Regions from separate parts of the Homo sapiens genome. Here regions 2 and 3 are each linked to region 1. The links are chromatin loops, found by intact Hi-C in ENCODE. Cell type or tissue: endothelial cell of umbilical vein. All regions are shown on one strand. Each heading gives the region's core, and the rest is flanking DNA. Links, peaks and the distances in the headings are about the cores only. Region 1 overlaps SPESP1-NOX5 (SPESP1-NOX5 readthrough). Region 2 has its middle 20 kb from the start of GLCE. Region 3 holds the start of KIF23 (kinesin family member 23).

Region 1 (10,592 bases), core at 1,005-9,004:
CAGACATGTGAGGCATGGAAGGGCATGAGCTTTGGAGCCCAGGGACTGCCATGCTCACTTCCCTGGGATGCATTTCTTCTTCTATAAATACAAAAAGTCTTGGCCAGGCATGGTGGCTCACACCTGTAATCCCAGCACTTTGGGAGGCTGAGGCGGGTGGATTGCTTGAGTTCAAGACCAGCCTGAGCAACATAGTGAAATCCTATCTCCACAAAAATACTAAATAAATAAATATAAAAGATCTAACTCTTGGAGTGGTTGTGAGGTTCACCTTAGTGCATATAAAGTAACCAATGTGTGCCATGTACATAGTAGGCCCAGCTCAAGCAATGGGCTGCCTTTCCTCTCCATGGCACTGGTTACACAACAGATCCTGGGCAAAAGACCTATGGGTCTCCTTCCAAGCCCCAGGGTAAGGTAGTGGTTGGCATCCTGCCCTGCGCCCATGATGGGTACTAGACCCTCAGTGCAGCCCTTGTCCCCTGCCCAACAGGCCGCTTCCTGGAGCTGCATATGTACATGACATCTGCACTGGGCAAGAATGACATGAAGGCCATTGGCCTGCAGATGGCCCTTGACCTCCTGGCCAACAAGGAGAAGAAAGACTCCATCACGGGGCTGCAGACGCGCACCCAGCCTGGGCGGCCTGACTGGAGCAAGGTAATGCCAACTGGAGCCCTGCAGCTTGCAGGTATGGATGAAGCTGAGAGCTCGAGGCAGCGGTGGGGAGACGAGGCCCAAGCTGTCAGGGGCAAAGTGTGAGGTTAAGTCCAGAGTCCAGAAGGGACCTCGTGGTGTGAAAGGTAAACAGGGCACCTACACTGGCTTTATCACTAACCTTTGTTCCATCATTAGCCTCAGTTTCTCCATCTGTTCAGAGAGGAAGTTAGTCTCTATGACCTCAAAGACCCCTGCAGCCTTGACTCCCTATGGACCAGTGTCAAAAGGCCTGAGTGGACAGGGACCTGGAAAAACAACAAATCTTATCATCTCCTGTTACAAATGGGGAAACTGAGGCACAGAGACATGAAATCGTTTGCAATCCTTTTATTTTATTTCTCAGATTGGTTTTATTATTTTTCTTTCCTGAACACTTACTTGTCAGGGTTTGCGGTTTGCAGGAAGTGGCCCAGAAGGTGCTGCTTTTAAAAGTGCTGCAGATGACCCCATGCCTGGGTCATGACAGCTGAGTGGGAGGGGAATGTCTGTGGTGAGTGCTTGGGCATCAAAGAGGACTTTCAGAAAAAGGCAATTCATAAGCAGAATTTGGGGTAGAAAAGGGTCCTCACTGGGGGAAAGACTGACATCAGGAAGGATATTTAAATCACAGCAGGGTGGCCAGCCCTGGGGACTAACACCAGGTTCAGACTCCCATGGGAGTCCCAGAGCACTGTATGCATCTCTCTGCGTGTCTGATTTAGTGCCTGTCTCCCACAGTTGCAGATCCTTGAGTGGAGGGCCTGGGTCTTATTTATTTCTGGCCCTGGTCCTCTACCTGGGGTTCTGGGTCATGTTGCCAGCTGAACAAATGGCTCTTAGTTGAATGGCTGAGTGTTGAACTCTGCTGTAAAACCCAGCAGCTGTGCCATGCAGCTCCCTGTGTAAAATGGGAATGCTCATTGCTGCCGACCCGTTATGCTGTTACCTCCAGGTGGTTGTGTCACTGGTGAGTCAGCAGCTCCACCTATCTTCCCTCTTCTCTTCCTCAACCCCACTGACTCCAGGTGTTCCAGAAAGTGGCTGCTGAGAAGAAGGGCAAGGTGCAGGTCTTCTTCTGTGGCTCCCCAGCTCTGGCCAAGGTGCTGAAGGGCCATTGTGAGAAGTTCGGCTTCAGATTTTTCCAAGAGAATTTCTAGCCTCACCTCTCCAAGCTCTGCCCCAAGTCCACACCATGGGTCTGCTTCATTGCATTAGTATAAATGCCCCCACAGGGACCAGCCTCAGATGACCCACCCAATAAGACAAAGCCTAGGGACCCCCTAATCCTGCTCAACAGAGAGAACAGGAGACCCCAAGGGGCAGATGAACTTCCTCTAGAACCCAGGGGAAGGGACAGTGCCTTGTTCAGTCTGCTGTAGATTCTGGGGTTTCTGTGAAAGTGAGGGAACCAGAGGCTGGTCACGGGAGCTTGGGGGTGGGGTTCGAGGGGGCAGAGGGCAACCACTCCTCCAAACATTTTCCGACGGAGCCTTCCCCCACATCCATGGTCCCAAACCTGCCCAATCATCACAGTCATTTGGAAGCTTATTTCTCCGGCATCTTATAAAATTGTTCAAACCTACAAAAAGTGAGAAGAATCATACAGTGAACAGTGTTACCTACTTTCTAGACTCCTCAGTTAATAATTTGCTCTGTTTATCACATATTATCCATCAGTTCCTCCTCCCTCTTTCCATCTGTCAATTTATCTGATTTTTTGGATGCATTTTCAAGTTAGGTGCAAATATCTCAGCACACCTTGCTACTTGGAGGAGCCTTCTTCAAATGCACATTCCTTGGTCCCACTACCAGAAATTCTGATTCTGATGATCTGGGAATGAAACCTGAAATATGTATTTTCCACCAAATCCATTTGCATAGGGAGAAATAAGCAGCATCTTTCCCTGCCCCTCCTTGTGTCTTTGTCTCCCCATCTCCCTCTCTCCTGGCGCGTCCCTCAGAGCCTCTCTGGGCTCTGTATGCTGGCCTCTTCCTTCTCTCTGTGTGCTGAGTCGCTTGAGAAACAGGATGGAGACAGCCTCTTTGTGTGCCTCTCTCTGTCGTGGAAAGGCCAAGTGCCTGGGGATGAAGCGGGCTAAGCCTGGAAGCTCAGCTCAGCCACACTCTGGCTGTGTGGCCCTGGAAGCTTCCCCATGTCTGTTATTTTCATCTGTGAAATAAGCTGATGCCATCCGTCAGTCACAGTTGCTGTGAGGTGACATGAGACGCCAAGTGCTCAAGACATTCCACCTCAGTTCAGCTCCTTGCTGCTCCAGGCTTTCGTGCATCTACATCATTTCTCTTTATCCTGGCTCCCTCTGTCTCTGTTTTCCAGCCTCTGTTTGCGTCTGTCCCTGTCTGGGCAGGAGGGAACAGCAGAGGCAGCAAAGGCTCTCTCAGCACATACTGTGGGGAGGAGCGGCCCTGGGCAGAGGACAGGGTGGGCCTCACCTCCTCCATCTGAGCTGGACATTTCCATCTGTGCCACACCATGAGCTCCTGTGAGCCCCACATTTCCTGGGCATCCTCCACCTTGCAGTCAGTCCTGATAGGTTCTCTTCTTGACAGTGTAAAGCACCCTTCCCCAAGGCTGCCATCATGGGGTTGGAACCAGGCACTTTCCAATGGGATTGTAGCTGGCACCTTTCTTTTCCATGGGTTGGAAGTCCATGGTTGCAAAGGGGGAGGTAAAGAAGCCGGATCATAACCTGGATGATGATGTCCCTTATCTAAGGTGGGGCTGGGATGCAGCAGTAGGGGTGGGTGTGACCTGCAGGGGATGAGCCAGTTGGGTGGATGGAAGAATGAAGGTGGGGGAAAGCTCTCTTCTGAAAGGGGCAATAGGAAGGGGATGGTGGAGGAAGACGCTGAGGCAGGCCCTGGGAAGGGGAAGGCAAAACATACCCTGAGGACTGGGACAGAGCAGGATGGGAGTGAGGATGTCATCTTTAAGATGTGAGGAGGAACGGGAAGAAGAATACGAGAGGAGGAGTGGGGCCTGCAGTCAAGGAGAGGCTAATTCGGTTTGGGTGGGTGGAAAGCGGGGCTCGTGCTTGCACCAAGCCTCCATCTCCCTGGACTGGGAGTCAGCAAGGCCAGGAGACCTGGTGTTGGGGCCTTCCAACCAGATCGTGTTTAATTTCCAGCAAGCCTGGGGAGGCACACAACTCACCAGGGAAACTCACACCTGGAGTTTTACCAGCCTGAGGCCACACACTCTTGGAACCTCTTTCCCTCTGTTGAGTCTGTACTTTCCCCTCTTCATCAGGCTTGGGAAGGCTTGGACAAAACGCTCTCTGGGGCACAGAAGGAAACTAAAGAGGGTGTTCTGACTTAAGGTTGGAGGATGTAAACAGGCTGTGCCAAATCATTTGGAAACGTGGCAGAATCTGTTTAGCACAGGATGTCTCACACATGCACTCAATGCACACACACACATGCATGTCACCGTTTTGGATTCTTTCCCATCTCTGTCTACACCGCCTTAACACATTTGAGCCCTGCCCTCAGTCCTTTGCCCTCTCGTAACAGATTTCCACCAGGCTCCCACCCGCATATACAAATAGTCAGCTGTTCGTTTAGGACTTAATAATATAGTGGGTGGGAGCAGGTGGAAGGACTTGGACATACGATTCTAAAATCCGTGAATGCCCACATGTGTGACGACCATATGCCCGTGTCCTGAGGTTTTCTCTCCAGACAGATTCCAGTTGCCCACGAGAGGGCGCTGCAGAATCACGGATCTCAAGCGGGTTTGTTTCCCAGGAAGTGAGACTGGTCCGTGAGTGGCAGTTAATCAAAGGGAAAGGGGCTGGGAAGACAACGCCCTGTTCCAAAGCTCCCCACTAGAGGCAAAACCTCCAGGCTCCATCTCTGTGAAGTCAAGAGACTTCATGTTCAAGGTCAGTTTCTCTAGCTGGCAGCTTCTCACTGCCGCTGCCTTCCCCCAGAAACTCTACCCTCCCCATACCCAGTGTCCAGTTCTGGGCTTTCCTCTTTTCTGCTTGCAACAAAATGTCCATCGGTGAGGTCAAGTTGAACTGAACAGGCCTGGCTTGGGGAGAGTTCACAGGTCCAGGTTCTGTCTGCCTCGGTGGACATGTCATCGAAGGCAGCAGGACCACACATGTGAGTGTACAGCACGCATGGTCTGACCATCTGGATGTTTCCCAGATGTGCAGATGGGCATCATCGGCCATCAACAGGAAAATGCATCCGGATGACTGGCTGACTTTTCTTCTCTCACCAGATGTTGCCAATGCTGTAGAAACATCTGGGCCCACGACAGATAAGGCTGACACATGCAAAGAGAAGAGAGAAGGAGCAAGGCCAGTTATCGGCACGTGTGCCCATCCTCCCCCATGAAGCTGCAAACTCCCCAAGGCCAGACATGGGGACCCAAAGCCTAGCACAGAGTGTAGACCAGATGTCGGTTCCTCCCAGGGCAAGGGGTTACTTAAATGGAATTATCCTTACAAAGAGTCTTTTGCACCTAATTGTCACTTGTAATTTGGGGAACAAAAGCACAAACACAAGCCCACTGAACCACTTTGCCAGGTGCCATTGCACTGTTCTGTGAGGACAGCGCTGACGGAGACAGCAGGCATTCCTGAAATGACCAATCAGGCAGGGCCCTCCTGGACGAGCGGCACAAGTGCAGGCTATTAATACACTGAGCTGGGGCATTCGTGGGAGGGGAGGGGGCATGGGCAACATGGAGAGTCACCAGGCTGGCAGACAAGGTTGAAGGTAGGGAGGGATGAGGAACATTAGCCGAGACTGGCTCTGGGCCAACCTGTTGGAGACACAGTGGACAAACCTTTGCCCTCTGGGAGGCAGGGCACTGAGTCCTACACTTGCCTCTGCCACAGTCTGCTGTGTGACCTTGGGTGTATCATTTGACCTCTCTGAGTTCTCACTTTCTTATTATAAAGTGAACAGATCAAGTATGTATGCGTTTAAGCACTTGTCATTTCTAAAAGGATACATGAAAGTATATTTATCTGTGTGCTCTGGGGAGTGGGAATGGAGGGATACAATGAAGGAAAGGATTTTGTGTTTTTGTTTTTGTTTTACTTTTTGCCCTTCTGTAAAGTTTAAGTTTTTATTAATATTATAGTTTTATTTTAAAAAGAAACCCCAAATAGGATGTCATGTAAAAGAAAAGAAAAAACAAGTACCAAGTGTTTGATATAATCCTATTTATAACACAGAAAATAAATGACATATGTATATCATGTGGGGATAAATAGATAAAAATACACGGAAAGACAGTTAGAAGCCAGCCTTAATCTGTCTTGGGCCCAGACAGCCCTTATCTGTTGGGGGCCCAGATGTGTCTACAGCATTGTTAACATCTGGTGAAAGGAGAAAAGTCAGCCAGCCATCCTGATGCGTTTTCTTGCTGATGGCCGATGATGCCCAAATGCTAAGCAGTTCGCAGTGGTTAACTGTGGAGGAGGCAAAGGAGGACTTGAATGTTTTCCTCTTATCTGTTTCCTGTATTTGTGTGTTACCTGAGTAAGGTTTCACTTCCTGTATTACTCATGTGATATTTTACTTTTTAATTTATGTACTTTTGTATGGCTTGTATCTATTTTTTAAGAGTAAAACAAAATGCAGAGATTATCTGCAGTGTTGTCTAAGATCCTGAATATTGATTTGGTATCAAGTGAAAGTATTTCGGGCCTAAGCCAGGGGACTGGCCCTCCCCGTCAGGGGTCACTCCGTGGGCTCTTCAATAAGGGAGGCTCCTATAGTGCCCATTATCAATATGCTGCTGGCCCTGAATGGCCTAAGTATTAAAATAAAATGCCCTGTCTAGGCCCAAAACTAGTCCAGAAGGACTGTGGAGGCCGTGGGCATACACGTGAAATTGTGTGCACAGGGGCTAAGCCCAGCACCAGCCCAGCCTGGGAGTTGAGATGCCTCAGGGCACACTGTCTGTGCTAAACAAATACTCATATTAACCAGCCTTCCTGACAGATTGATGCATCTTTTTATGATCTGTCTTTACAATATGATGACTCTCTCCTTTTAAAAATAAGATTAATTCAGACAAGACATTTATTTTATGAGGAAATTCATCCCAGGGGGAAAAATACTCAACCTGAATGGCAGAAATGGCTGGAAAGAGACTTGACTCTCAAGGAAGCTTCCAGCCTCCAACCTTAGCCACCCAGCCATGGCCCCAAAAGGGCTGCCCTAATACTACTCAGGGACAAATGGGCCCTCTTAAACTACCCTAGCTGTGTGAGTGTAGCCTGCTGGAGAAACAAAGAAAGACAGGTAGTGAGTTTTAGTGTGGCAGGGAAGAAAAGGATGCATTTTTTGGTAAAGGAAAAAAAAATTCTGAGATTTACCCAAATTTGGCTGGACATGAGTTTATAAATACAGATTAAGCTTGTCTTTAAATAACCCTAAAGAATGTTCAAGAACAGTGAATGATTTGTCTCTGTGTCCCCAGTGACTAGAATAGCGTCACCACCTAGTAGGTGCTTGGCGTGTTTCATGAATGTTTCCACTGCTATGGTCTGTTTCAGCTGGTGACCCCATGAGGTACCCTTGGCTCCTCTATCTCCCCCATCTTCCTCCTTCAGCCAATCATCAAGCCTGTCAACATGGCATTCTAAATGCTTCTCAAGCACATTTCCTTCCCCACTGGCCCTGCCTTGGTTCAGTCCTTAAATTGCCTATTGCCTGAATTGGTGCATCAGAGACAGGCTGGAGAAAGGAAGACCAGTTAGCCAGAAAGGAAGCTTGGAAGACCACCCAGCTAACTGGTCTTCCTTTCTCCAGCCTGGCTCTGATCCATCCTCCACACACTGCTGTGGGTCTGACTGCACACCTTCTTTTTGGAGGACTCTCCTATTATAGCCATCAAACTCCTGAGTCTGCTACACAAGGCCCCCCCAACATAAGCCCTAGATGAAGATCTGCTACCATTACAGCCAGTATTACCTGGCCCTTGCCTACCTCTCAGGTCTTGGCAATGTCCACCTTGCTTTTTTTACTTTAAATAGCATCATTTCGTGCTCCCCCAGGACACTGTGCAGCTTCGCACCTCCAAGCCTTTGCTTCTGCATCGCCTGACACTTGGAGCACCCTTCTCCACTTTCAGATTGAGACTTCGGAACACTTTATCATCAGCCTATCTGTAAAGACTTCCTTGCTGGTCCCTCCCATCGCAGAATAAACAGCCTGCTCCGTAGGATTGTACTGTACGTACCTACTTGTACCTACACATGTATTGGACGGTATTGTATTTGCCTACTTACTTGTCTGTGAACTCCTTGTGGGCTTTGTCTCCCCAGTGCCTAGTGATCAGAATAAGTGTTGGTGAGCTGCTGTGACTCCTTTGAGCCTCCTTCTCATTCCTTTCCCTATTTTCTCTGCTGCTCCCCTGCAAGGGTGAGAACATCCCACCATACCCGCAGGCAGACAGGACCAGTGGTACAGGTGGGTAGAGCAGCTGGCTGCCTTTCAAGGTGCACCTTCAGGGGCCCTAGAAACATCCCGCCTCCCCCCAGCTCTAGCTCTAGATCTCTCACACATGCTTTCATTCCATAGCCAGGGATCAGGTTGAATTTGCAAACCCTAGAAATCCACTGGCAGATGTGCACTCCACCTTAAAATCACACTAAGATGGGACAGGCTGGTGACAGAGCTGCTCCCAGCTCCCCCTTGGTAAAATGAGGAGGTGGGGGCCGGGTGTGGTGGCTTACACCTGTAATCCCAGCACTTTGGAGGCCGAGACAGGCGGATCACAAGGTCAGGAGATCGAGACCGCTGTGGCTAACACAGTGAAACCCCGTCTCTACTAAAAATACAAAAAAATTAGCCAGGCGTGGTGGCTGGCACCTGTAGTCCCAGCTACTTGGGAGGCTGAGGCAGGAGAATGGTGTGAACCTGGGAGGCGGAGCTTGCAGTGAGCAGAGATAGCGCCACTGCACTCCAGCCTGGGGGACAGAGGGAGACTCCCTCTCAAAAAAAAAAAAAAAAAAAAATGAGGAGGCGGGGCTCATGGTGGCTGGTTCCTTTGTGCTACCTCCTCCTTCTCTTCCTCATTCTTCTTCTAACTCAAAAGAGATGAATGACTTAAAAAGCAAATGAATCAGAGATAGGGAAAGCAAAAAGAGAGGTAATTTTGCTAAGTTATTATTCAAAGGAGCTCTCTGGGACTGAGAGCAAGAGTGGCCCCATCAATCACCTAGCAGAATGGGGCAGGCGGGGGACCCAGCAGTTGGTGTCTGTGGATATCTCTGTGCGTGAACAACCAGGCCAGGAGCCTGGGGCCCTTGCCAGATGCCACAGAGGAAAGAGGCCAGAGGGACACTGAATGGGGACAGTTAGCCCAAAGGCCTGAGAGGGCTTTACTGACCTGCTTTACTCAACAGAGCCCCCTGAAAGCCCCATTCTAGGGCGGGCCAAGAGTGGGAGGAGGGAGATATGACTGACAGGGGCGTGGCAGGAGCCTGTTCTCCCCAAGGCGTTGCTACCCTGAGGGAAGAAGCCACTGCCTCATTTGATCAGATGGGGATCCAAGCCATACTCATTCCTGTATTCCAGGCCTTGGCCTAGTGAATGCATTCTCACCTGTAAAATGGGGATGATCATAAGATTGGTACTATTAGGTAGAGTAATGGCAAGGATTAAATGAGTGAATGTACATGAGGTGCTTAACGCAGTGCCTGGCATGTAGTATATTTCAGTCAATGTTGTCTGTCATCATCCTCATCACAATTACGTTCTATGGAGGCAGGCAGGCAAAAACCAAGTAAACAGATGAATAAACAATGACATTACGGAGAGTAAGTGCTCTCAGAAAATAAAACAGGGAAGCGGCAGACAGTAAGTGCAGACAGGAGCACGGGTACCTGGAGTCAATCCCCTGGGGCGCACATGCCAGGAGTTGTGTGATGACAGGAAGTCATGAAATGCTTGGTGTTTTAGTTCTTCCTTTACCCCGTAAAGTGAGGGCAGCAATGCCCACCTCACCATGGAGAGTGTGTGTGGGAGGGGGCATAGTGTGTGAGAATGTATGTGAGTGCACGTGGTGTGAGTATGTGCATTTGGGGAGGAGGTAGAGAATTGGATAAGGTACAACTGTAAACTATCAGCATTGGGGCACAAAGGTTCAATAAATGCTGATCATTGTTCCTGCCTATGACAAGCCTCAATAGATACTAATTCAATGATAATGTGATTTAGAAATTTCCCAGATGTTAGGACTTTCTCAGGGAAAGGTTATTCAACAGGGAGGTCGCTGTGGGTCCCCCACCTTGCATGCACCCCTCCGCAGCTCCACTGCCCCCTGGAGGTCTCTGCAGCCCCTCATCTTCACGTCCTTTGTGACCAAGCCACATTTGGAGGCCTAATAAATGCCTTCCCTTCCTGAGAGGACCATCAGGCTATGGCACTGCCCCTCCCTGCATCCTTCTCCAAACACTGATGATCCTGGGCTGCAAGAGGTGGGTGGAGATCCACTCCCAGCCCCTCCAGCTCATTAGCGGTGCATTATGAATTCCGGGGATAATGTGTGTGATTTCCTCTCCTGATTGCTGCTGAAATCTCCTGCCTGTTTATCAAATCTGAGCCATGCTCTGCAGCCCTCTGCTCCTTGGCTCTGGGCTCTTCTTCTCCAGAGGAGGAAAACAAGGAAATGCTCCTAGGGGATTCCGGCTCTAGAGAAGAGGATGATGGTGACAGTGAGCAGGAAATAAGGTTGGCTTTAGGGGCAGAGGGCAGAAGGGCTCCATAAAGCCCCTGACCCCCGACCCAGAGCCACACTGAGGCTAAACTCCCAGGGAGAAAAGCCCTACTAAATCAGGTGAGACCTACTCTGTCACCATTAGAGAACCACTCATTCATTCATTCACCCCACAGGCATTGGC
Region 2 (10,592 bases), core at 1,412-9,411, 81 kb after region 1:
AGCAAGGAGGATAAAGACACTGTCTGCTTTTAGAAAAAGCATTTAGGTGAATCTCCTGGCTGAGTGCTCCTGTGGGGCTTGGATAATGCTGATGAATATGTGCATTTTGAAATGATCAGGAGTCAGCCTGATAATCCATCACATGTAAAGATGCCTTTGGGAGCAACTAACCCTTTCTTTGCTCCTGTGAAGTTCAAACCCTTATGAGAAGGGGCTCCTAGGCATCATTACCACAGGGTTTATCATCATTATCAGCCTTCATGGTTGCCAGCATAGGTTCCTGAAAAGCCTGCTTACGTATGGTACTTAGATAAAGCTGTGTCTAGGACAAGCCTCACTGCTGCCCTCAATAGTCTTGTGATCCAACCCATTCCAGTCTATGCACTAGGAGACTGGGTGAGGTGGTAGAACAAAGCATGGCCTCTGGAATCTGGAACCTAGGTCTGGATCCTGACTCTGCCACTTAGTAGCTGTCTAGTCTTAAGCAAATTACTCACCTTCTCTGAGTCTCCGATTTTCATCTATAAAAAGGATTGCTAATAATACCTCTTTCTCAGTGTTGTTGTGAAATATAATGTGATAGCCACTATTAAATATTTTTATAAGCAAATTTTAAGTCCCTTCCCTTCCTGTCCACCATTAGTCTCTGTATTAGTCCATTTTCATGCTGCTAATAAAGACATACTCAAGACTGGGTTAATATGTCAGGAAAAAGAGGTTTAATGGACCCACAGTTCCACATGAGGAGGCCTCACAATCATGGTGGAAGGCAAAAGGCACGTCTTATATGGGAGCAGGCAAGAGAGAAAATGAGAGCCAACTGAAAAGGTTTCCACTTATAAAACCATCAGATCTCATTCACTTATAAAATCATCAGATCTTATTCACTACCATGAGAACAGTATGGGGGAAAATGCCCCCATGATTCAGTTATCTCCCACTGGGTCTCTCCCACAACACATGAGAATTATGGGAGCTGCAATTCAAGATGAGATTTGGGTAGGGACGCAGCCAAACCATATCAGTCTCCAAAGGCAAACAGTAACCTAGACAAGGGAGGGCATAGATGTGGCACACATGCTGCTCCTCTCTCTTCCAGTGCCTGTGGTAGGCATCAGTAATCAATCACTGCACTCTACTCTGTTCTGCTAAGCTTAAACGAGGCCCCAAAATCTTCAACATGGTGTTCCAGGCTGCACAACCTGCTAGGACCTATACGAGTGTCTGCAGAGCTCTTTCAGTTCATCCCTTCGTGGTGGCGGAATCTCAGTTGAACCTAAGCTATGATCCCAGTAGGATCCAGAATGTTCTATAGACTGTTGGGGCAGGCCCACTAGGGTCTATTTCCCAGGAACCAAGGAGCCTCCTGGAGAAGAATTTATCCTAAGAGAAGAGAGCCAAAGAAGTAAGGTTCAAGGTAATAGTCCATGGTGCAGGAGGTGGGGATGTAGAATCTGCCACTCAGGATGACCTCTGCCTATCCCTACCGGACAGATGCCTGAGCCCTTTTTTAGAGGAAGGGCTACAAAAAAATTATAAAGGAGTAGTTTCTCAATAGTGGTCATAGATAGTGATGGTCTAGCACAGCTGCTGCTTTGGGGCCAGCAACTGCTTCCACTATGGGAGCAGACATAGTACGTCCAGCCTAGATTCCCATGCCAGGTGTTGGACTCGGCAAGTGGTGGGCATGGGCAGGTGTTGAGCATGGGCAGCTTCAGCATACGCACCAGAGAGCACCAGCCACAGAAGGACCCTTCGTGGCACCCCCAATGCACCAGGCATTGGCAGATACCCTCTGTGGCTGCTTCTTGTGCTATTGGTGGTGACCAAAGATTTCAGTGCAGTGAGGCAGAACAAATGAGCGGGCTGGTGTCAGGTGCTCTGAATCCTCCACAAGCACAGTAAGTCACCCATTGGGAGCCCCCAGAGCAACCTGGGAGGGAATTTAAAGTGTCAAAGAATGGGTAGGAAGCAGCCAGAGAAAGATTTTAAAATAGTATTCCTTGAGCTCCCTCTAATCCAGCCCCTGGTGGCCTAGGAAACCAGAGTTAGTATATGATCTTGAGCCATTTTGCATCTTATGTCATTTTTCAAATATTTATAAGTCACCTCCGGAATCTCTGAAGTGAGAAGAGTGTCTTTTGTACGCTAATGAGATGACTGGTGGCTGGCAGCCCCTAGATGGCTTCAGAATGGGGACTGGTCACAGGGAAGTCCCTCTGGTTAGGATTTTCAGCCCCATCCCCCAACCTCCATGAGGGGAGAGGAGCTGAAGGTTAAATTGATCATCAATGGCCGGTGATGTAATCATTCATGCCTGTGTAATGAAACTTCCATACAAGCCCAAAAGGACAGGGTTCAGGAAACTTCCAGAGAGCTGAACATGTGGAGGCTCCTGAGGGGTGGTCTACCCAGAAAAGGCATAGAAAGTTCATGCCCCTTCAGCCATACCTCTCCCTAAGCATCTCTTCCATCTGGCTTTGTAACATCCTTTATAATAAATTGATAAATGTAAGTAAAGTCTTTCCCTGAGTTCTATGATCCTCTTTAGCAAATTAATCAAACCCAAGGAGGGAGTCATGGGAACCTGGATTTATAGTAGGTTCGTCAGAAGCACAGGCAAACAGCCTGGGGCTTGTGACTGGTATCTGAAATGGGGGGCAGTCTTATGGGATCTGGCACTCTCTCCAGGTAATAGTGTGGCACTGAATTGAATTAGAGGACACCCAGCTGGCGTCTGCTACAGATGGCTTGGTGTATGGAGAAATACCTCCACACATCTGGGGTCACAGAAGTATTCTGTGCTGTGTTGTGGTGAGCAGAGAATAGGAAAAACACACTTTGGTTTCTCCTCTATAGCTAGAAGGTATAGACCCTAGAAGCAGTACGTGGATTTTATGTCTCATTGTGTCCTCCATGGTCTCTAGTACAGGCTGGTATGATGGTAGTTCCTCAAAAAAGTTTGGTCAAAAGAATGAATTAACAGAAGGAAGGAGGGACAGATGGATAGGTGGGTAAATGAATGGATGGATGGTGTGCCACCCTGCAAGCCAGCATTGATGGTCCTGTAATACTGATTACTATTTGCATTTTGTTTCCTCCCCACCCTCTCTCTTTTCCTTCCTTCAAATATTTTTTCTTCCTTAGTTCTCATCAACCCCATCTTTGGCTCCATTGTGAGGTTCCTTTCTCATAATTTCACTCTCTTGAGATCAGAATGAAAAGCTGGGTCAATTTTCCATTAATTAATTCATTAATTAATTGAGTCAATAACTGTTTATTGAGCTCCAGCTGTTCCTTTGTCCATTGATGCAGTCACTTGACAAGATGCTTATTGAGCACCGGTGGTGTGTCTGATGTGGTGCCAGAAGCTAACTGATGGGGAAACACAAAGATCTAAGCAAGATCCCTGCTCTCTGGGGTCCAACATCTAAATGACAAAGTGGACAGAAGCCAGCAAACACTGAGCTCTGCTGACCCGTTGCTCCCATCCTGATCAGTAGCCCCATCTTCAGGTTGTGAAGGTCAACCCACCTCCAAACCCCATGTTGTTTTGCCTCTTGTTCTTTGTTAATTGGTCTAACAGGTTGCCTGCAGTGGCCACATAATTAATATGGCATTTGCAGAGACAGGCACTCTCTGCTCGCTACCTCCCTTCGCCCTGCTTCTTGCTTCATCTTCAGTCTCCCCTGCTCCTTCCTCATCTGAATCCTCAGAATGCAGAATTAGAAGAGATCTTGGGGTGCTTCTGGTTATCCAGAGCCCAGCATGGGTGTCCCATCCACAGCGTCTCAGAAGCTGGTCCCTCACCGTGGCCCTCACCTCCAGCAACAGCCTGCTCTCTCTGCTTCATGAGCCTCCTGTCCTGCCCCACGAAGGCACGTTCATATGTTCAGCTCAAGTTGACCCACGTTGTCTGGACTGCATAAGTTAGAGCCTGGAATAATCCTGATTCATCTTTTGAGCTGCAGCCTTTCAGATTTTAGAATTATGGCTATTATGTTCCTTTTCAGGATTTTCTTGAGGATAAATATTTCCAGTTTCTCAGCTTTTCCAAATTCAAATTTGACCTCTCACAATCCTGAAGATGTTTCTCTGGACAGCCTCTAGTTTTTCTAGAGACCCCTCAAAATGTGCCCCATTCCCCCAAACTGACTACTACAAAGAGAGCTGCCCAGCAATTGAGGTCAGCTGGGTTATTGCCTGGTTTTAAGTGACCACTCTATTCCTACTTGTGCACCCTAAGTTTTCATTAACTACGATTTACATACTGCTAGCTCTTATTGAACTTAGAGCCAAATAAAACTACCAAGTCTTCTTGACATGAATAAAATAAAATAGCGTTATATGTTAAGGTTAAAATAACCCACTAGGATTATCTGCTAGTCCAATCTACTAATTTTACAGGAAAGGAAACTGAGGCCCAGAGAGATCAAGGGACTGTGAAAAGGCTCATAGCTTGTGTGGAGTAGGGCACAGCGGGGACTCCTAACTCCTGATCCAGTGCTCTTTCTAAAACACCAGGCTGCCTCCTGATTGGCAGCCATTTCGAGGGTAAATAGAACGCGTCTTCTACTTTCATGTCAGTCTTTCTCATGCAGTGCTTTATGCTGTTGGATGTTGGAACCCAACGCATGACCCTGGGTTTAGCCCTTTGGGATTTCATCTTATTCATTTCATGCAATCTGTCGAGATAATTTCCAGCCTGATTTTGTGAGGCATTGCTGTGGCAGGTCCTCCCAGGCTTGTGTCGGGCTGACGTATGGAATTTTCTCCAGCTCTGGATGCTTTTCATTCTGTGCCCTGTGCCAGAGTGTTCCACCGCAAACCTGGCAGAGGAGACGCACTGTCTGAAGCCAGACGCACCGCGCGCTTCCTTCTCCCCTCGCCTGTCTGCCTGGCGGATGTCTTCCACGTGAGTCTCTCTCCTCCCACTTGCCTCCTGCCCTGCTTGTTAGGTAGGAGCCCCACAATCCATCCCAACTGTACCACCAGCGTGGAACTTAGGGGCAAATGTGCCAAGCAGGGTTTTGTTTTATTTTGTGAAATAGCCTTTCTTGAGAATCTACCTGTTGCAGAAAAAAAAAAAAAATCCCTGAACCAAGCATACTCAGACATGTTTCCTATCCCTTTATGGACTCACATTACGATTCTCTCCTTAGTTTTCTCATCTATATAATGGGAGGAGACAGAAACTCAGGACTAGTAAGCATCTACTCTGTGCTAGCAGCTATGCCAGGGGCTTCATTTACGTTTGCCTTTACGTTTACTTTTAACTGTCAACACAAGCCTGCAGATGATATCCCCATTTCAAAGAAGAGAAAACTGACCTCAGAGAAGTTAATTTGCCAAGGCTTATCCAGTTAGTAAGTGGCAGAGTTTCTTTACCCTCTGCCCTCCCTTGCTGAGTTACTATAAAAATCAAATAATTTAGTAATGAATGTAAAGCTTCTTTGAAAAGTGTAAAGCACTCTGTAAACATAAGGGAGAATTGTTAAAATACTTAGGTTCCTCACTTGCTTTGTCTCTCCTTCTTCTTTTCTGTCACCTCCCTAAAGTATAAGCAGCTGCCTTCGGTCCAGACCTATCAAAGAAATGTCATAAAACTATTTTTCAAAATGTCAAATGCCTGTGTACTTTAGCCCAAACTAATTATGCCCTTTGATTTTCTCGAAGTCACAATGCAAAACCCTGGGAGCTTCGAGGATGTGCCCTTTCTCCTCCATCCTGAACTAATGGAAATCAAGGCTGAAGGCTGAGCCTGCCGGGGAGCCCACAAGAGCCCCTCAGTGCCACAGAGGCCTGGCCTGACTTTGGCAGGTCTCCAGCAGTGACCACAGAGTGCTAAATAATAATAGGGTTGAATTATTTATACAGAGGCCAATGACTCATGAGGCATGGTCCACTTCTAGAAGAGTGCCAGGGTCCCAAGTCTAAGGTGAGTGGCCACCAGAGGGAGGACTGCAGTCCTGGCCTCTAGAGCACCAGTGCACACACCCCCCACCCCCCCACCCTGCCATCATCCCACCCCATGTACAGCAGGCACAGCTCTAGCACAGTGCCTGGAGGGCAACTAACATTTCAGTGACATTATTGGGTGTTTACACCAAGCTAGCTATTTGTGCATACAATTTCCCATTTCATCTCTAAAACAATTTTTATTTTTCATATTTTTCCTGATAAAGAAAGTGAAGCTTATGTTTCAGGTTATACAGTTGGCAAAGCATAGAGCTGGAACGAGATCCAGGTCTGACATTTCTAAGATACCATGTGCTATTTCTTTTAGAATTCCTCTTTCCTGACAATTACATTTAAAAGCATAATCTGGGAAGTGCAGATGGTGCCAGGCCCAGTCTCAGGGCACAATGGATTCTTTGTATGGTCTTTAGGGCCCTTTGTGATCTGATCTCATTCTGGATTCTTCTTATCAGACACAATGTTTTTCATCATCAGAATCACCTGGAAGCTTTAAAATACAGATTGTTGGAATCCATCCTTGGTTTACTGTAATCCAAATAATTGGTACTGGAATCAATTATTTGTATTTTTAAGGCTTCCAAGTGATTGTGATCATCAGTTGGTTTGGAAACTATCATGTTATGTGCAGAAAGTCACTTCCAAATTCCCATCCATATTCCCATTTGTGTGACTTTGCTCAATTCCATGGACTTCACTTAAATTGGCTTTTTTCTACTCCCACCCATTGTTCTCATCCAGCTCACACTCCATCACCTCTGTAAGGATCTTGGCTCCCAGAGCTTCCAGAAATGCTCCATCATCTGTATTCCATTAACACCTTTGGCTCTAAACTGATATATATTAGTCAGGATGTGAGTTTAGAAGCTGTCCGAGAGACCCAAAATAGCAGTTTTGCCTCATTTAACACCTATAAATACATCCCTGTCTTCTCTCACGGTACAGAATAATCAGTCCATCAGGGACCCAGGCTCCTGCAATCTTGTCGCTCATCCCTAGCGTGGTGCCTTTGTTCTCATAGCCCAAAACGGCTCATCACCATGCCCATAACCAGACACTGGAAAAAGGGAAAATGGAGTAAGGAAGAGCAACGACAAAGAATTGCACACAACAATTAGGATCACCTTCCACTGTCCAGAACTTGATCACATAGCCACCCTTAGCTGCAACCAAGGTTGAGAGATTTAACTTTATTTTGCATCACTACATGCCTAGTAAAAATGGAGGGTTCTGTTAATTGTGCTACTGGTTGGGGAGAATGGGTATTGGGGAACAACCTAGCAGGCTTAACTTCTACTTGGGATTGTAATTTTCTCTTTGTGTCTGTGTTTCCAGCTAGACTATAAAAGCTCTGTGAGAACTAGGCCCCTGACTTACACCTGTTTGTGATCCTTCTAGGAAGGCACTAGATCAGTACCACTGGTTGGCAAGATAGACTAGAGTGATTGACAAAGCTCTGGAATTTAACTTTTATTTTAGTCCTTGTTTTCTACAATTTAGCACAAGTTTCTTAACCTCTCTGGGCTTTAGTTTCATAGAATCATAAAATTTAGTTGAAAGTCACCTTCGATATTATCTAGTGCCATCCTCTCATTTTGTAGATGAGGAAGCTGAAAACCAGAAAGAATAGTGACCTGTCCAGGACACAAAGCTTTATAAATAGAAGAGCCAGAGACCAGGTCTCCTAGAAACCAACCCAAGGACAGCACTAAGGTGTCTTCCCATATCCAGAAAATAAGTACAAGGGACAATGTTATCTTTAAGCTTCCTTCCAATTCAGAAACTCTGAGCCACATATGCAGTCACATTTGTACCCCTTGCTCAAATTAAGTATAAAAGTGGGATAATTTCCAAGCACTCAACCACTGCATCCTGCTGGATCTTGCTATGTACTTCAGCAGGTTAGATGGACACTCAAGAGGTTCAGTTCAGTGCTTTGGGTTCCAGGGTCATCTAAGAAGTAAACTGGGTGGAGAAAGCAAAGAAGAGATACTTGGGTGACCCCACTCTCTGGTCACAAGCAGTAATATTCCCTGTGAGCTTCTTAGGAGATGACACAGCTCCAGGTGTTGTGGAGCAGCTGCCCTCAGGGAATTTGGAATCCAGGTCACACACAGTTAAATAGCAGTAGAGGAGGGCGTATGTAACATTAAACAGAAGAAACGTCACAAGGCAAACTGGCTGTAATAATAATAACAGCTTCAATTTATTGCTCAACTGCAATGTGTGCCCCACACTGTGATAGGTGTTTGTTTTATAGGCTTGATCTCATTAAATCCTCACGACAAGCCTCTGGGATTACTGAAGGTCATACAGCTGGTAAGTGGTGATTAATTGTCAGAGGAGTGGTGTGAAGAACATAAATTATGGCGCAGTTCAGAAAGAGAGAAGCCTGAGGATGGAGTGGTCTGGGAAAGCTCTGTGAAGGAGGAGAGTTAAACAGGATTCTGAGGGTAGGTGGGATGTGAAGGAGGTGAGAAAGAGGGAAAGTGAGTGTAGATGGCAAAGGCAACACAGGTACAGGGGACACTGAGTTAAAAAATTCCCAAGTAAAGCATGAGAGTAATTAAATCCAAGGGCAAACATCCAAGCTGTGGAATTGTGGGGCTAGGGAGTGGTGGGGGCAATGAAACACCCAATGATCATTCTTGGAAAAGGGATAAAAGGTCAACTGAAGTCCCATAGCTCACATGTGGCCTGCTACAAAAGAAAAGAGGAAAGAAAATGACTGAAAAACTCTAAAGGCAATTGTGTCAAGTGACTTACAAAAAAAAAAGTATCTTTTCATCCAGTAATCTCTCTTCTAGGGTTTAAACTAACAAAAATTTCAGAGACAGAGTGAAAACTGAAAACAAATGTCTAAATAATAGGAGAATTCTTGAATATATTATCACACATATACATGGTCAAATGTTATGTAGCTTTTACAGAACGTACTTTTGAAAAATGTGTAATGATGTCACATAATGTCAAGAAGCAGAATGTGGTCCAGGCGCAGTGAGTGGTTCACACCTGTAATCCCAGCACTTTGGGAGGCCAAAGAAGGTGGATCACCTGAGCCCAGGAGTTTGAGACCAGCCTGGGCAACGTGGTGAAGACCTGTCTCTACAAAAAACAAACAAACAAAAAACCCCACAGAAATTAGCCAGTGTGATGGTATATGCCTGTAGTCCCAGTACTTGAGAGGCTGAACTGGAGGATCGCTTGATCCTGGGAGGTTGAGGCTGGGGTAAGTCGTGATCACACCACTGCACTCCAGCCTGGGTGACAGAGGGAGTCCCTGTCTCAAAAACGAAACAAAACAACCCTCCCCCAACCAAAACAAAACAAAGAAGCAGAATGCAAAAAAGTATAGTACCACAGTTCGTCATTTTAAATTATATGTATGTATATATTATGTAAAATCATATGTGAGTATACACACACAGAAAAAAAGACTGAAGGAAAGACAGCATATTTACCATGGTTATCATCACAGAGTAAGAATGTGGGTAAGTTTTGCTTTAGAGTTTTCCTTTTCTATATTTACTAAGTTATGTTCAGTGAGCACACACTTTTATAGTAATAAAAATGTTCATTTAAAATTTTTTAAATTTAAAATGCTCATCCTCTGCCATAAAGCAATATTTATAAACCTCTTGCTTTGTCTTCAAAGAAAATTCATTGTCTCTGCCTTCAGTATGCAGACACAAATATTCCAACCAAATGATTATTCAGTAATTGCTGAATCCATAGATTTTTTTGAAAGTTCATTTAAACTGGGTTTTCCTGGGTTCCCATGTAACGCTCCCAGCTCCATGGCTCCCAAGGGACTGGAAACATTAAAGTCTCCCATTAATGTTCTCTGGAGCCATTTAGATAAATTGTCTTCCCCAGAGCTATAAATCCTAAATGAATGACACCCTTATTTCAGGGGACAGGTACCAAAGCCTCTTTCAAACTTGATGATTTATGTATCTGTGGCTTGCAGAATGTCAGGGGTCCTTCATCAATATCCACAGGGCCTTCCCAGGTATAGGAACATACCACATCTGATGGAAAGACATTACTGTACTTGGGTCAATAGCTTTCACCTTTATCCGTCCTGCTTGCTTTGCGTTGGGGGTTTATTTATTTTTCTTTCTTCCACTGAAATAGCTGGGATATGAGCTGAGTAAGAGAGGCAGTGCATTAAATATAACTTGATCAGAATCCCAGGCTGTCTTTGCCCTCACTGCAATAGGGGCAACATAAAGGTTAATAACTGAGAGAGGCCCCCACGCACTTAACCACAGTGCAGCACCCCATCACCAAGTGACAATTAGGAACTCTCCATGAATGCCAATGACTGGTGATCAAACAGAGCTTCACCCAAACCAGGCGCACTTTTGCATTAGCTCAGCTCTCCATTCATCACTGAGCTGACAGCTTGCAGAGCTCAATGTTGAGTATGCGGCTCTGTCTTTGTTTTACCCAGTGAAATGATCTATGCTACCAGGACTGAGTGGGAGAGGAGCAGGGGAGGGAACGAGGGAAATGAAATAGGCTTGTCTTTGGCATGGTTGGGCAACAGCTCAAAGTGTCTGTTTGAGACTTGAAGAGAAATATCGCATAATGATCTTGCTTGTTCCTGCTTT
Region 3 (10,592 bases), core at 882-8,881, 350 kb after region 1:
TACATTTTATCTGCTCAATCCTAGAATGTACAGAATGTTGTTTCAGAATTACCAACTAATGTCTGTGCCTACTAATTAGAATTCAAAACGTTTCAAGTTTTTTTTTTTTGTCTTGACCCTGAGGGCAAGCTTGATTCTAAATAGTCACAGTTACCTGGGTTATTTCCCCCTTTCTGTGTATGTTATTTATTTGAAATATAGTTCAAGTCATTTGTTTCTTTTTGTGTAAATTTTACAGTCCCCCAACTCCCCAACACACACACACACACACACACACACACACACACACACATCCCCAGGTTGATTTTATTAATTTGTGTTTTCTGTATGTAAACATTAACATCTAACCATTCATGTTACAAATGGCCTGGCGAGAGAGATTCATGGCCTGGGAACCTGAGACAATGTTTCTAAGGCCACTGAGTGACCAGCAGGGCCTGGGAGGGAACAGTGTGCGGAGCATGTCCAAGATCCCAAGGCAGTGCTGTCTCCATTTTACCACCTCCCCTCAAACACTCGGGGCTTCAGCAGTTTCTGGTCATTGGTGTTTACTGGGTTCCCACAGCTGGACTTGCTTATCTGGGTGTTTGGATTAATATATGATTTCGAATTTGTGTAGTGTCAGCCCCTCTTCAATGATTTGGATAAGACTCGCCTGGTCCAATTTAACAGTTTCTAATAAAGTTAAACTTACCGTAAGACCCACAATCCCACCCAAGAGAAATAAAAACACACCTACATAAAGACTTTTACACAAATAATTATACCAGTTTCATAATCTCCAGAAAGTAGAAACAACCTAAATGTCCAACTGGTGAATGAATAAATTGTCCTGCATTCATACAGTGGAATAGACTCAGCAACAAAAAGGGAACAAATTACTGGTACATGCAACACATTGATGAATATCAAAGCATTATGCTGAGTGAAAGAAAAGACATTCTGGAAAAGGCAAAAGTATAGGGAAGAAAATCAGAAAAGTCGTTGCCAAGGCCTGGGAGTAGGGGCAGCCCAGAGAATTTTCCACTGTGATGGAAATATACGTTTGATTGTGGTTACAGCACACTATATATTTGTCAAATACACATAACGATACAACTAAAAAGGGTCCATTTTACTGTATGTAAATTATACCTAAAATACTTGACTTTAGAAAGAAAAAAGCCCCTCAGTTCTCTTCTCCCCACCCTCCTACGCGCACTCCTGATCTGGATCTCTAATTCTATGGTAAAATGCAAATCTTTTAATGGCTATAGGTAGCCCTTTGCTATTTTTGAATAGAAAAATGATGTAATTATTTGGTAGTTTTAAGGAAATTAATAAGCCAGAGAACTTTAATACAGAAGTGAGGGAGGAAGAAGAAACTGGCCTGAAGAGAAGCTGGAGGTGGTGCGATGTAACTGGGTCCTCAACTGGAGCGTTCTTTGAAGGGATGATTCATTCATCCCTTCAAGCCATGTATGGGGCACCTGCACTGCTAGGCACTGGGCATGCAACGATGCCATCTAGTGAGGCTGTGGGGATAAGCCAGTAGAGGAGACAGGAATGAACAGTGACTGCCAATTGGAATGTGAGTGCTGAAACAAGTCAACAGGTGCAGTGAGTGGGAAAGGGCAGTTTTGGGGGCGTGGGGGCTGTACCACGGGGCCCAGTATCCACAGCAGGGTAGCTGGCAGATCTGCAGAGAACTGAAGGCAAGGCATTGTCAGAGGAAAGGAGGGAGGAGAGCGTGACAGCACAGAGAATGGCGTGTGAGCCCAGCGTGTTCAGGGCACTGCAGTTCAACATGACTAGAGGGGACAGGGGGCAGTGATGGGTGATGAGCCCCAGAGGAAGCGTCTCAGGGCCCTGTGGTGGGTCTCCAACAATGGGGAACCACTGCAGAGTTTCATATAGGTATGTGACATAATCAGATCCATGATTTAGAGATGAGCAAAATGGAAACTGAATTGGAAAGTGGCAGCAGAGAGGCCTGTTAGGAGACTGCTGTCTTTATCAGACAAGAGAAGATGGTGGCTGAGGAGACAGAGAAAAGTGGAGCAGTTTGGAGGTTTGGCTACTTAGTAGGTAGAACTGTTAAGATTTAGTGATTGAATATTGAGACAGAAGAAGAGAGAAAAGCTAACAATGTTGCTTTAGACTCTGGCTTGGTGGATGCCATCCACTGAGAGGGAGCAAGTTTGGGAGAAGAGATTAGAATGTGTTAGATGTGAGATGCTTGTGGGATATCGAAGTGGAGAATCCAGAAGACAGCTGGATATATGGCTCTGGAGCTCAGAAGAGCAAACATGAATGGGATGTGAAGCCATATGAGTGCTTGAGAGTGCCTAGGGAAAAGGCACACCTAGTGACCAGCTCTAAACCCTGAGCCCCAACATTTAAGGGAGAAAAAAAGAACTCACAAAGGAGACTGAGAAAGAAGGGCTAGACAGCTAGGAGAAAAAATAAAGGCATGGGAAGAAAGGAATGGGCAACATTTTTTAGTGTTGTTAAGAAGCCAAGTAAGACAAAAGTCAAATAGATTTAGCATCAAGGAAGTGGTAATTTTGGTGACAAGAGTTCCAATGGAGTCTGAGGTAGAAGCTAAACTGAAGAGCAACTAGGATATAAGTAGTCAGCAACCAAGCCCAATTCCTAAATGATAAAAATTCCAAACTCTAGGCCAGGTGCGGTGGCTCACACTTGTAATCCTAGCACTTTGGGAGGCTGAGGCAGGTGGATCACTTGAGGTCAGAAGTTCAAGACCAGCCTGGCTGAGGCAGGAGAATTGCTTGAACCCCGGAGGCGGAAGCTGCAGTGAGCCGAGATTGCGCCACTGCACTCCAGCCTGCGTGACAGACTCCGTCTCAAAAAACAAAACAAAACAAACAAACCAACAAAATACCAAACTCTAGCTTGACAACAAAGTCCTAATCATTCAAAGACTTCAACATAGGAAGCAAAGCAATAAAAGCACTAGGAAACAAAAAATGAGAAATAAAATAAAAAACTCAGAATGGATGTATTTTTCCAGTATGACACAAAACAGAAGCCATAAAAGAAAAGACGGATTAATCTGTCTACCTGAAATTTTTTCCAAGCTGTCACAAAACATATACAAATAAAAATAACCAAAATGTGAAAAATAAAAGTATTTAAACTCGTATTTTGGATGAGGACCAATTTTTTTTTAATATAAGAACTTTCACAGATCATTAAGAAAAACGAACAACCAATAGAACAAAGAGGCAAAGAATATGAACACAGTTGATAGAGAAGGAATCAAAAGGGCTCTAAAATATATGAATAGACAACATTTATCTGAAAATAAATGAAAAATTTAACTACATGTTTTTTCTCACCAATTGATATGAGATATCAATAGATTGGTAGCTACTGAAAAGTTTGATAACACTTTGAGAATTGTGGAGAAATAGGCACTCTCATACAGGCTGGTGGGAGTGTACATTTGGACAGCTTTTATGGAGAATGATTTGCAATATCTGTGAAATGTTACACATATGTATACTCTTTGACTCAGCAATTCTGTTTCTAGAAATGTTTCCTACATATTTACCTGCATTGTATAAATTTCCACATTCATTCACTATAGCTGTATCTGTAATAGGAAAAGTTGGAACCATCCTAATGTGCAATGTAGGGGTGGAAAAGGTGTGATACTTTTCTTTACCCATCTTAAGGGTCACAGCTGACACTACCATAACAAAAAACAGGTTAGCAAGATAAATGGATAACTTATTGAATCACAGTTTTATGGGATGTAAGTGCCTTCAGAAATGAAGACCCAAAGACCCAGGGAAAGCTGTCCATTTTTATGCTTAGATGAGATGAAGAATGGACAGCTGTGTAGAAATGTGATTGTACAAAAGGAGTATGATCTAATAGTAACAGACTGAAGGAGGAATCCAGCAAGTCCTGTCTGTTCAGATTCTTCTTGGCCTCTCTGTGCAGCTTTCCTTCTTCCTGAGTGTAGGGCAAGACCCTTTTGGAACGAGGGTCTTATGACAAGGTACATCAAAGAATGTCTTTATGGCCAGCTCTTACACAAAAAGGTGGGGGAAGGCTAGATTAATATTTCTAGGTTTTTCTAGAATAATGTTTCTGGCTTGCTTGGGAGAAAAGGGGTTCTAGTTTCCATGACCCGCCTTGGGGAACAGAAATTCTGGTTTCTATTATTTGCTTTAGGAGACACAGAGGGGTGGGAGACAAGAGGGCAGGAGAAAGTCAGAGACAGACTTTGCTTTTAAGGCTTCTCTGAGGCACTTTCAGTCTTCTTTAGTTCAAAGCACTCAGTGTGCCAAAGAGCCATACTCTGGGGTGTCGTTTCCTGAGCACCAACAATATTGGCCAAGGACATTGTGACTATCCTTACCAGTGCTGTGGTCCTTTAGGAAGTTGAGAAGGGGCTAGAGTTCCATGAGAGCCCAGGTGTAGATGTGTATTTGGTAGTCATCGGCTTAGGGTCAAAGACAGAAGTGATATAGAATCAGTTCATCTAAGGCAAGAGTAGGTTCAAAAGGTTGCCCCTTAAGGGTAAGGACCAAATTTTATTCATCTCCGTAAGGCCAGGATCAAACACAATCAAGATTTGATAAAACAGGCCGGGCGCAGTGGCTCACGCCTGTAATCCCAGCACTTTGGGAGGCCAAGGTAGGCAGATCACCTTAAGTCAGGAGTTCTAGACCACCCTGGCCAATATGGTGAAACCTCATCTCTACTAAAAATACAAAAATTAGCTGGGCGTGGTGGTGCGCGCCTGTAATCCCAGCTACTCGGGAGGCTGAGGCAAGAGAATTGCTTGAACCTAGGAGGTGGAGGTTGCAGTGAGCTGAAGACTGCAGTCCAGGCTGGGCGACAGAGCAACTCCACCTCAAAAAATAAAAAAGGAAAAAAAAAAGATTTGATAAAATAATGTACATATAGGACAGAGCTGGAGGGAAACCCAGGAAAGGTGAATCAGAGAGAGAAAAGACGCCAAGATAATGTGGTGACTTGGGAGCCAGAGAGACGGAGCCTGAGACTTGGAGCAGGGCACAGCACAGGAATACAACACTTTTCACCAGAACGACATTCCGACCTCTGAATCAACCCTGGAAAGGCCCTTCCATTGAACTTCTTGTGATGGAGGAAAAGAAACCCTCAGTTTCGTCATCGCAAGGCGGAAGAGTTTAAATACCATACCTCAAGATCTCCCTCCAGCCCTGACACGCGACTCCGCGGCCCTTTCAGCGTCGGTCGCCTAGGAGACAAGCGCCACTTCCGGCAGCGAAGTCACTTCCGCGGAGGTCCTGCCTCTCCCTGCGGACGGGCGCTGATTGGCCCGTTTGAAATGCGCCAGGCGGGAGCTCACCTGGGCTCTTAGCGTCGCCGCCGGCTTCGCAGAGCACCGCGCCTTAGCCGCGAAGTTCTAGTTCTTGCTGCCGGTCCTAACGTCCCGCAGTCTTCGCCAGCCAGCCGTCCCGCATGCGCGTTTGGGCGGCGTGGAGCCTGCTGCCATGAAGTCAGCGTGAGTACGAGGCCGCCGAGCAGGGAGAGAGGGCGGACGGGGGCCGAGGCCTCGGGGCTGGGGGCAGGCGTCTCCACTCAGGCCGCGGCCGTACGCGGGCAGCGCGGACAGCATCCCGCCCGGTGCTGCTGCGGCCGCGACCCCAAAGTGGGAACCTCCACGTGTGGCCGCTCCGCGGGAGCCTGGGCGCGGAGACCCCTGCCGCGTCGCCCCCCGCCGCCCCGCCTGGGCCTCCAAGGGGCCAGGAAGGGTCGGCCCGGAGCCGGGGTTGTTTTACGCCGCACCCGGTTCCCGGGGGCGGGGCAGTCCTCCTCGGGGTCCCGGGACAGCCTTTCCCTTCTCCCTCGCTGGCTGCCGCCGCCTCCAGAGTGCAGTTGGCCAACTTAGTGCGGGTCGGAGGTGGTCTCGTGTGTGGAGCAGAGCGAGTGTGCTGGGCATTGGTTAGATGGGCTCCGTTTCTGGAGAGCCCTGGCACCGGTGATCGCCGCTAGCTTTTTTTTCAGCCGAGCACCCTGTCCTTGAGGCCGAGCCCATCCGCTTACACAGGCCAGTTACTTCTGCTGTATTTTGTGGCCGCAGAGAACCTCCGCCCACATTCCTAAGCTAATATTTTCGGCGCAGCATCATTCCTGGGTAAAGAAATATTTGTCGTGCAAAGGAGAGGATTGGCTTTATTACCATTTAGGGAGTCGTTTGCAAAAGACAACTTGTTTATTAAGAGGCCGAAGTCAAAATCTTTAGATGAAAAAAATTATATATAAGAAATATACGTTGAGTTTAACTTAAGCCCACCACAAAGTATTTTGCACTGAATAACACGAATTTGCTTGTGTTTCATCTGAGAATATGTTTGGAAAAATATTTTTAAACTACAGTCGAAGCCAATAATCTTACTTAATTTTAATGTGTTAAATGTATATCTAGCCTATAGATAAATGTGAAGGGAAAAAGATGAGATGCTAGAGAAATGGTGAAATCAATCAAAATAACTTTTTGATTGCCCCTACTTAAGAAACCAAGAAATTGGCAGTTTGGGACCAGATTTTGTTTGGAGACAAAGAGTAATGTTTTGAGCATTCAATGACTGGTTGTTCCTTGAAAGTACAGGCGTAACCCTTGACGAAAGAATGGTTTCCTCCATGTGCATTTTTATAGTGTATTGAAGTTAATCGCTTGTCAGTCTGTAAAGTGTGGGCAGTTATAATTTGTAGTGCCTCTGTTAAATTGTTGCTCAAGAAAATATGCAAGCCATTTTAAGTATAGAACTAATCAGAGAATAAGTAGGTAGCTTTGGTACCAAAAATGTATTCTAAAGCAAATTTTAATTACTTTTGGATTACGCATGCCACAAACACTCTGCTACTATGATTATTAATGTTATTTGGGATGCAGTGTTTTGCAACTGCTAAGGGATAATTTACAGATAACCTAGAAAGATTGTATAAGTTTTAGGTGAGGCTTTTGTATTCGTGTTGAACTGAAAAAAAAGTTATTATTATTTTTTAATCTATGACCAGGAGAGCTAAGACACCCCGGAAACCTACCGTGAAAAAAGGGTCCCAAACGAACCTTAAAGACCCAGTTGGGGTAAGGTATCCCTGTAAATTTATGTGTGGTGTTTAAGAAACTTATCTCTTCAGTCCTTTCTGTCTTATGTGTATGCTTGGAAGGGAAAGAAGAAGACATGTGGAAGTATAATCAAAGAACATTTAGTTAAATGGATGTACTACATTGTGTAAAACTAGTGCTAGCTGTGAAATTTTCTCTATAAGATTAATTAAATTAGTCCAGTAAAATGAAGTCTTTGGTTGTCAACTGCATACCTTCTGTAATTATAATTTGGAGAGTTAGATAATTAAAAATCTCCAACTGGGTTCATATTCATCCCAGAGAATATGAACTGAGTTCATGCCATACAGTAACTGATGGCATGAGGAGAGTTCCAAACTTCTTGGGACCAAGTTTAATTCAGTTAAATTATGAAGAAAAAATGAAGCAGGCAAAAAGAATAAGAATTTTAAAACAAAACAACAAATGGCAAACAAAAAGGGTTCTTTGCTCTGAGGTATTTTAAATCTATCCCTCGTTGCCACTGGAGTGGGTCCCTGGCTCTGAGTTAAGGGAACCGGGTGCTTTGCACACAGCTGAATGAGTTTTCCTCAAGCCCCCTCCCCTGCTTTCAAAAATGTCTCTGTAGGCTGGGTGCGGTGGCTCACATCTGTAATCCCAGCACTTTGGGAGGCTGAGGCGGGTGGATCACCTGAGGTCAGGAGTTCGAGACCAGCCTGGCCAACATGGCGAAACCCTGTCTCTACTAAAATTACAAAAATTAGCTGGGTGTGGTGGTGGGTGCCTGTAATCCCAGCTACTCGGGAGGCTGAGGCAGGAGAATTGCTTGAACCCAGGAGGTTGCAGTGAGCTGAGATCATGCCATTGCACTCCAGCCTGGGTGACAAGAGAGAAACTCTGTCTCTAAATAAATAAATAAATAAAAATGTCTTTGTATATTAAATGTTGGGTTAAGCTGACAAGTTTTTAAATTGACATCCATTTCCAAGAAATTCTAACAGTTTTAAAAATCTCGTGTGACATGTTGTTGACTTTTAGAGATATTAGTAGTAGTATAACTATTATTTGTGTACAATATAATAGTGAATACACTGCAATTTGATTTTTATTAAAATTTATTTTAATTTTGTGTGTATTTAAAGTATTCTCATATCTAATACATACTTGTATTTGTCAATCTCAAGTAGCAGATTTTAATTTTCTTAGCCCTTGGAGATACAGAGCTCTTAAATTGAGAGACTGAATGTTTGTTGAATGAATGAATGAATGAGAAGCTTAAGTGAAAAATCAGGCAAAAGGTCGAACTTTCTTCTTAAAGCACCTTCCTATTTCTTCAGGTATACTGTAGGGTGCGCCCACTGGGCTTTCCTGATCAAGAGTGTTGCATAGAAGTGATCAATAATACAACTGTTCAGCTTCATACTCCTGAGGGCTACAGACTCAACCGAAATGGAGACTATAAGGAGGTAATTCTGATTTGGACCAAGTTGTTTTTACTCAATATGTTGTTTCCTGAATGACTTCTAGATTTTTAGATGTAACAAAGTTCATTTGTGAGCCCACATTTTCAAAAGACTTATTTACTTCATTATAACCACTGTATCTAAAGTGTTTTTGACTTCTGGGATGCACAGACATACCTTTGGTATGCTGGGGTTAGAGGATTGCTTTTAGCAGATAATTTCTTACACTGAGTATTATTGTTTCTTAGAGCATGTGTTAGGGATGATTTAATGTGGAATGATACATGATTGTGCTAGGCAGTTTTATATATACAACTTGATGTGTGGAAATGAAAATAACATTTAATAATAGACATTGTTTACTTGCATCAACCTCCTATGCAGTGTTTTTATTTTTAGTAAAGTTTTGAGTCAGCTCAAAAATATTGTTTAGCAAATGTGCTAAGCTAATAGTTGGAGGGTGGAAGGAGATTAAAAAAAAGAGCATGACATACTCCTTGCCTTTAGAAAGTTTATAACTTAAGATATATGGTAAACAAATAATTCTCATATAAATAAGACAGAAAGTTAGATGTGCTAAAGATGAGGGGACCGTGGGAATGCAGTAGGATTAATTCAGGCTACCATTTCTACTTCTAGCTGTCACTCACTCTTTTGTGCCTACTATTCCTGTGAAATTGCTCTTCAGAAGACTACCAGTGGCCTCTTTGCTGCTAAATTTGATGTATACCTCTTCATCCTCATTTTAACCTGTTTGTCAGCAGCACTCTCCTGTCTCCCCCTCCAGCTCTCCTTGTATCTCCAGCTGAAACCTTTTCTCTGGCTCTCAACATTCAACCACTTACTTGATATCTCTGCTTGGATGTCACATGTGCATCTCAAATTTTACATGCCCAAAAAGGAGTTCTTGATTTTTCTTATTCCCTCTCTAAATACTTCCTCCCTTGTTTTCTTCTCAAGGAATGGCACTATCGTGTGTCCAGTTGCTCAAGCCAGAAACCTGGTACCTACCTTTTACTTGCCTCTCCTTATAACTAGTTCATTAGTAGCTCCTATCAGTTATATTCCAACATGTGTCTTGAAACTGTCCTTTCATTTCCATCTCCACTGCCACCACCCTAGTCTGAGCCCCATTATTAATCACTGAGACCAGAGCTACTGTAATGAAGGAGTAGCTTTTTTATTTTTAATGCGTCACAGCTGAGACTTTTGTACAACTTGTGCTAGATGGAACTGCCCGTGTGAGTTAGACAATAGGGAACTAGTTCATAATCTCTTCATAGAGATGAGCCTATTGAATACATGCTGAAATACTGATAATTGAGCAGTGCCAGATGGAGGCTCATGCCTGCAGTCTCAGCACTTTGGGAGGCCAAGGTGGGTGGATCACCTGAGGTCAGGAGTTCAAGACCAGCCTGACCAATATGATGAAACCCTGTCTCTACTAAAAATACAAAAATTAGCCGGGCATGATGACGTGTGCCTGTAATCCCAGCTACTCAGTAGCCTGAGACAGGAGAATCACTTGAACCCAGGAGGCGGAGGTTGCAGTGAGCCGAGATCGCGCCATTGCACTCCAGCTTGGGCAACAAGAGTGAAACTCCATCTCAAAAAACAAACAAACAAAGAAACAAACAAACAAAAAACAACTTTCTAAACATTTAAGTAGTCTGGTAACCAATCTCAGACTGGCATTGGTTTGCTGAGTGTGCTTTGGGTATCATTGACAAGACTTCCAAAGCCCAACTGCCTCCACTTGGAATCTTCTCTAATCCATTTCTACAGAGCAGACAGTGATCTTTTAAAACATAAAATCTCATTTTCCTGTTCAAAACCTTTCAAAGAATAAAATCTTTGAACAGACAAAATCCTGCTTCATCCGTCTCCCATCTGTCTCTCCACCTTCATTCATCTTTTAGTATTCATCCAATCCTTTGAGTTTCTTGGATAAGGCAGAATCCTGGCTGTTAGCTGTTGCCTTAACCTGGACTTCTCTTTTTCTGGGTCTTAGCATGGGTCATCGTTGGGTTTCAGCTTAAATATCACCTCCTCGG

What was found. Peaks named below come from ENCODE experiments on the same cell type or tissue, not always from the same donor. Only the 100,000 strongest peaks of a DNase experiment are listed, where the experiment ranks them.
Region 2: a loop joins it to region 1, with 4 times the contacts of the local background. A loop is called at or near these places in 9 of 110 quality-filtered maps.
Region 3: it touches region 1 in a loop (6-fold over the local background); 12 of 110 quality-filtered maps call a loop at or near these places.

The regions. Positions count from the first base shown.
Region 1 is chr15:69,054,841-69,065,432 of GRCh38, forward strand. It overlaps SPESP1-NOX5 (SPESP1-NOX5 readthrough), which reads left to right. Exons shown (of 17, transcript NR_033672.2): 16 at 494-660; 17 at 1,725-7,922. It overlaps NOX5 (NADPH oxidase 5), which reads left to right. Exons shown (of 16, transcript NM_024505.4): 15 at 494-660; 16 at 1,725-7,922. The coding sequence ends at 1,856. Among named protein-coding and RNA genes, the nearest start is that of EWSAT1, 21 kb to the right of the region's middle. RefSeq lists an enhancer at 5,141-5,640. In endothelial cell of umbilical vein, for the core only: a CTCF peak has its summit at 4,431 (motif pointing right); a DNase peak (open chromatin) is centred at 4,441; H3K27me3 peaks cover 614 bases.
Region 2 is chr15:69,135,662-69,146,253 of GRCh38, forward strand. No RefSeq gene overlaps it. Among named protein-coding and RNA genes, the nearest start is that of GLCE, 20 kb to the right of the region's middle. RefSeq lists an enhancer at 3,124-3,625. In endothelial cell of umbilical vein, for the core only: no CTCF peak of the experiment used is centred there; a DNase peak (open chromatin) is centred at 5,870; H3K27me3 peaks cover 261 bases.
Region 3 is chr15:69,408,971-69,419,562 of GRCh38, forward strand. KIF23 (kinesin family member 23) reads left to right here and starts at 5,379. Exons shown (of 24, transcript NM_001367805.3): 1 at 5,379-5,506; 2 at 7,024-7,093; 3 at 8,413-8,541. The coding sequence starts at 5,496. KIF23-AS1 (KIF23 and PAQR5 antisense RNA 1) reads right to left here and starts at 6,059. Exons shown (of 2, transcript NR_132971.1): 1 at 5,182-6,059. RefSeq lists silencers at 5,549-5,668, 5,699-5,778. In endothelial cell of umbilical vein, for the core only: a CTCF peak has its summit at 1,505; DNase peaks (open chromatin) are centred at 5,321 and 6,011; H3K4me3 peaks cover 1,579 bases; H3K27ac peaks cover 1,967 bases.